Linked DNA regions of Homo sapiens: region 2 is linked to region 1. A link is a contact called in ENCODE Hi-C or POLR2A ChIA-PET data. All regions are on one chromosome and are shown on one strand. Each heading gives the region's core, a stretch centred on a gene start or an enhancer-like site at or near the end of the contact. The rest is flanking DNA. Distances are from core to core; before and after follow the strand shown. Region 1 has its middle 770 kb from the start of FAM239C. Region 2 has its middle 890 kb from the start of FAM239C.

Region 1 (2,828 bases), core at 129-2,628:
GTAGTATTAACAAATTAGCTACAAGATTAGAAATTACAGTTTAGAGGTCATATAGCCTTTGGCTGCAAGAGTCTGAACTTCCTCAAATTGCTCCTGGGGATAACACCACTGTTGTAAAACCTCAGATCAGTGCTTGAGGTATTTTGCAGACCCTGCACTGGATCGATCAGCTGACATCACTCAGACAGGTAATCTGGCTCAACCAGTTCTGCCACCCCACCCAGGAACAGAAAACAACAAGAAAACCTCACTTTAACCCCCTATGATTCCATCTCCAACTCAACCAATTAGCACTCCCCACTTCTGGAGCCCCTACCTGCCAAATTATCCTTTAAAACTCTGGTCCTGGCTGGATGCAGTGGCTCATGCCTGTAATCTCAAAACTTTGAGAGGTTGAGGTAGGCTGATCACTTGAGGTAAGGAGTTCAAGACCAGCCAGTTGAGGTGGGCTGATCACTTGAGGTCAGGAGTTCAAGACCAGCCTGGCCAACCTGGCGAAACCCTGTCTTTACTAAAAATACAAAAAAAAAAAAAAAAAATTAGGCTTGGTGGTGCTTACTTGTAATCCCAGTTACCTGGGAGGCTGAGGCACAAGAATCGCTTGAACCTGGGAGGCAGAGGTTGCAGTGAGCCGAGATCGTACCACCGCACTCCAGCATGGATGACAAAGTGAGAGTCTGTCTCAAAACAAAAACAAAAACAAAAACAAACAAACAAACAAAAACACAAATGAGAACAACAAAAAAAAACCCCTCTGATCCCTGAATGCTCAGGGAGACTGATTTGAGTAATAATAAAACTCGGGTCTCATGCACAGCCAGCTGTGCATGAATTACTCCTTCTCCATTGTAATTCCCTTGTCTTGATAAATGGGCTCTGTCTAGGCAGGGGGCAAGGTGAACCCACTGTATGTTTACATAACTAGTAAATGGTTATTCTTATATCTCAATCCAAGCAGTTTCACCAAGGATCTTGTGCCTTCATCGTTAAAATGTAGTTATATATTTTTCTAATTCACTACAAAGACACAAGTATTATAATTTGTACCCAAAACTTCCTCTTCTAAACCAACGGACAGAAGGGAGAAGAGGATGTAAGATACATGTAAGGCAGAAAGGAAATGTAATTAAAAATCGAGTATCCAGGAAAGTCAAATTATGGAGAGGGACAAGGTTTGGGGCTACAAAGGAAAAAAATAAATAGGGAGCAGGTGATGTTGACTATGGAATCTTTAAAGATAAAGGTTCTATTTGGGTAGGTGAAGTAGTGAAAGGTGGTAAGAGAGGAGAAAGGAAAAAAACAGTCAGGCAGGCAGTTAGCGTGGGTCCTCCGTTGAATCCTTTGAAACAAAGGAACAGCCTGCAGGCAGAGATAAGGGAAGTTACACAGTGGGGCTTGCCCAAGACATGCCCGCAGCCACACAGATAAGAAAGGCTACACAGGTGACTTGCCCAGACATGCAAGCAATGGAAATTTCCATCTCCTGACACATGCCCAGTAAATGGAACAAAACAATACGGACTAACTCAAGCTAAGGGGCCGTGTGTGCATTAGGAGGATGGGGTAGAGCTACTAGATATGTGTGCCTTATGCAAATGAGAGGCCCAGACCTCACTGGTTTCTTATAAAAGCCTTTGCATTCAATTGTAAAAACAGCAACCCTCTTCCAGGTCCCCTCTCCGCAGCAGAGAGCTTTCTTCTTTCACTTATTAAACTTTCACTCCAACTTCATCCTTTCTGTCCATGCTCCTTGATTCTCTTAGTCATGAGACACAGAACTCTGGGTGATACCTCACAATGAGAGACTGCTACAATGTGGTGCACTGGCGAGACTGCAACAGTGTCATTCCTGATAAAAACAAAACATTGAGTAAAGAAATGGAGGAGGGTCTTGGCAAGACTTGGACTGCCCAGTATGGTGGTGTTGACGAGAGTCCAACTCTGTAAAATATTTGAAGAGATTTATTCTGAGCCAAATATGAGTGACCTTGGCCCGTGACACAGCCCTCAGGAGATCCTGAGAACATGTGTCCAAGATGGTCGGGGTGCAGCTTGGTTTTATACATTTTAGGGAGACATGAGACATCAATCAAATACATTTAAGAAAGACAGTGGTTCAGTCCAGAAAGGCAGGACAACCTGAAGCAAGGCGGGCAGGGGGGTGCTTCCAGGTTATAGGTAGATTTAAATTTTTCTGGTTGAAAATTGGTTGAGTTTATCCAAAGACCTGGGATTAATAGAAAGGAAATATCTGCAACGCAATAAGAGGTTATGGAGTCCAAAGTTTTATTACGCAGATGCAGCCTCCAAGTAGCAGGCTTCAGAAAGAATAAACTGTAAATGCTTCTTACCAGACTTAAGGTCTGTTGATGTTAATGCCAGAGAGATGTAATGAGGCATATTCGACCCCCAATTTCCATCATAGTCTGAACAAATCTTTCAGGTTAAAAGTGCCCTAGCTGAGGAGGAAGCCCATTCAGATGGTTTGGGGTCCTTAGAATTTTATTTTTGGTTTACATTGGTCATTAGCCATATGTGACTACTTTAAGTTAATTAAAATGAATAATGATTAACCATTCAGTATCTGAGTTATAATTGCTACATTTCAAGTGCTCTGTACCCATACATGGCTAGTGGCTACCATACTGGACAGCCAAGAATAGAACATTTGCATTATTTCAAATAGTTGTGTTGGAGAGTGCTGGTCTTGGAAAAATAACTCAGGGTATAGCAGAGCAAAGATGCTTCTATAAGCAGTTAACTTTTAGATGTATAGTATGAAGCAAGGAGAGGGAAAGGTGTGAATGAGTCAAATGTAAAAAAAAAAT
Region 2 (3,125 bases), core at 47-2,546, 120 kb after region 1:
TCAATTCACACTCATACCTTCAATTCCAAGCCATTCCTATAAAGATCTTATCTATAGGTTCTTTTATTTGGATATCTTTTATCATTGTGTGAATCATAGCTCCTAACATCAGAAAGTGTTAATTCTTTTTCTTCTGGATTAATTATCATAATTATTAAAAGCGCACTGTTTATCACCTCTATATATGTAGGTGTGTACACACACATATATAATAGTTGCATTCAAAAGTAATGCAACCACTACATTTTTACAATAAATAATTACATTCAAAAATAATGAGTTTATCACTTTGGAATATGCTGCTCAATATAAGAGTGAAGATTTTTTCACTACTTTATGTACAGAGGGATTGAGTCTACTTATTCCTAGAATAAGACATATGTCATGGAAAAATAGCACTGAGAAGATGAGACCATATTTAGCCTCTAATAAGTACAAGATTTGCAAATGTTTTATGAAACATTATTGAAACTACATTTATGAAATAATATTGGCAACTGCATATGTTCAGCAAAATTCACAGTATAGTCCCCATTAATCTAATAAATACATGATAGGAGTAAATACATAAACATGTATAGAAAGCAAAAGACTTGTTCTATAGCATCCAATAACCTTTTGGCAAATGATAATAAAAAAAGGTCCTCTTTCAAGTTATAATTCTCATTAAAAGAGAAGACGGCATCTTAACTCCACTACGTGCTTCTTTTACTAGAAGTTATATGACTCTTGTTTGGCGTACACCTGTGACTTTTGGCCACTTTTTTTCTAAAATAATGTAAAACTGAGCCATAGTTTGAGACAAGAGTGATTGGGAGAATTCACCAACCTCTTTGCGACTCTTGAGAATACTGAAAAATATAAAAGCAGAAAGGGCAGTGATTTGTAGATTAGTGTTATTTTTCTGCATGTTTACTATAGAGCTTCAAAATCTAATTGTAAGATGGATAGATAAGCAAGGTATAGGATTCTGCCATGTGTTTGTCCACGGGATCACATAAGGGGTCACCACTCTTGGTATTTAATTTTCTACAGATAATCTTTTTGTTTTGTTTTTTTACGATGTTCCCCCCAGAGCAATTCCTTCTTTGAAAATAGGCAGAAAAATGCAGGGTTATTAAGTGAAAGTTATCACCACTCCTTCTGTGTAATTCTGCTATCAATCTGAATTCAGAGTATCTTCTCATGGGCCAGAAGTTTTCAGCCCTCACAGAAATAGGAACGAGACTGGGAAAAATGCAAATCCCTAGCTGTGGTCTAGGCTACCTTGATTAAAGAAGCTCAGTCAACAGAAAAGTCTGGACTCATTGTTTGCTGAATAACCTACGATATTATTTGACATTCCAGCGCAATGCGTCATGAACAAGAGGTGCCATTCTCTGAGAGAGAACGAGAAGGCTGAAAAATGTTCTGGTGAAAAAGACCCACAGGCGTCCCAACCTCAGCCACAAGCAAGTTTTTCTGAAAAAACACGGTTTTAGAGGAGTGGCCATTCCCTGCATTTTCTCTGGAAAATGGCCAGTTCATTTTCCCAGAGGGAATAATAAATCTTCTATTTAACATTTCTTGATTTTCTCTGATTTGCTATACTGGCTGCCACCCTATCCTATTCCCATTTGATTATTTTTTGCGTGAAACAAGTGAAGCCCTGTGTCAGGTATTACAACTGTTTTTCATTTCGCTTAGCCATCACCTTTTGGAAGTATCCCTTACCCTCAACTGTTACCATTCAATTGTAAATATATGAAAAAAATATTTCAAACTTAGGAGACATTCAGAAACATTAAAGAATATTTCTTAATGCTGGCAAAGATATGGTCAAAGAGAAACTCTCCTAGAGTGTTGATGGGAATATAAATTTGTACAACCATTATGAAAAACAGTATGGAGGTTCCTCAAAAAACTAAAAACAGAACTACTATATGATCCAGCAATTCCACTATTGGATATCTATCCAACGTAAAGGAAATCAGTACATCAAAGAGATATCTGCAATCCCTTGTTTATTGCAACACTATTTCACAATAGCCAAGATTTGGGAGTAATCTAAGTGTTTATAAATGGATGAATGAATAAAGAAAATGTCATATATACACAAGAGAATATTATTCAGCATAAAAAAGAATGCAATGCTGTCATTTGCAACAACATGGATGGAATTGGGGGACATTATGTTAAGTGAAACAAACCAGCCACAGAAAGACAACTTTCACATGTTCTCATTCATATGTAAATGTTAAAAATGCTAAAAATTGAACCCAGGGAGATAGGGAGTAGAATGGCAGTTACCAGAGGCTGGGAAGGGTAGTAGGGAGAGGGGCAAAGTGTGGATGATTAATGTGTACAAAAATACAGTCAGATAGAATGAATAAGATCTACTGTTCAGTAGTACAATAGGGTGAATATAGTTAACAATAATTTGTTATACATTTTAAAATAACTAAAATAATGGAATTGGAATGTTCCTAACACAAAGAAATGATGAATGCTTGAGGTGATGGGCATTCCAGTTAGCCTGATTTGATCATTACACGTTGTCTGCCTGTATCAAAACAGCACTTGTACCTCATAAACATATACTACTATTATATACCAATAATAATTAAAAAATTTAAAGTTACTCCACATAAAATTACTCCAAATTTTAAAAAGTGACTCCAAAGACAGCCAATCAAGCAAATGAATGAACATTAAATCCATACTCAACATTTCACCAATACTGTATCAAGGATAAGTGGTTGACATGCATAATTTAATTGTTCTACAAGTGGAAGATAGAGAAATAATAACACTAACAAAAAGTAGAAGTGGATTGGGAGAGACTGCCAGGTAGAAGTTGAAATGAATTTCTCTCTCCGTTTTCATAAAGAAAGTAAGAAGATATTTTAAAGATGATACATTAAGGTATAGATTTATGAATATTCTTAAAGAGTATAGAGGAATCACTAGAAAAATTGGAAATAAAATAAGACAGGAATAATTATTGGAAGCTAGAATGATCATTTTTCTCCTTAATATCTGATTTTTTGAGAATAAGAATCAATAATCCATGTTTAATATTCATAATCAAGGAATAATTTTGAATTCATGATTATTAAATTGAACATTCATATAACATATTATAT

What was found. Hi-C counts contacts between places; a loop is a spot of excess contacts on that map. ChIA-PET counts read pairs that join two places held with the same protein, here RNA polymerase II (POLR2A). Pooled maps may share reads with other maps.
Region 2: a loop to region 1 is called in a map of Calu3, with 4 times the contacts of the local background. The contact joins two enhancer-like sites. A Hi-C loop is called at or near these places in 1 of 168 maps with a recorded cell type or tissue (Calu3) and 1 of 50 pooled maps. POLR2A ChIA-PET finds 5 or more read pairs at or near these places in 1 of 52 experiments (PC-3).

What each region holds. Positions count from the first base shown.
Region 1 is chrX:4,709,358-4,712,185 of GRCh38, forward strand. No RefSeq gene overlaps it. Among named protein-coding and RNA genes, the nearest start is that of FAM239C, 770 kb to the left of the region's middle. RefSeq lists enhancers at 1,088-2,287, 1,117-1,618, 1,327-1,616. Within about 2 kb of position 1,379, at least 3 of the 41 ENCODE cell types and tissues checked have a DNase peak (open chromatin) inside an H3K27ac peak, as active enhancers do.
Region 2 is chrX:4,829,760-4,832,884 of GRCh38, forward strand. No RefSeq gene overlaps it. Among named protein-coding and RNA genes, the nearest start is that of FAM239C, 890 kb to the left of the region's middle. Within about 2 kb of position 1,297, at least 2 of the 41 ENCODE cell types and tissues checked have a DNase peak (open chromatin) inside an H3K27ac peak, as active enhancers do.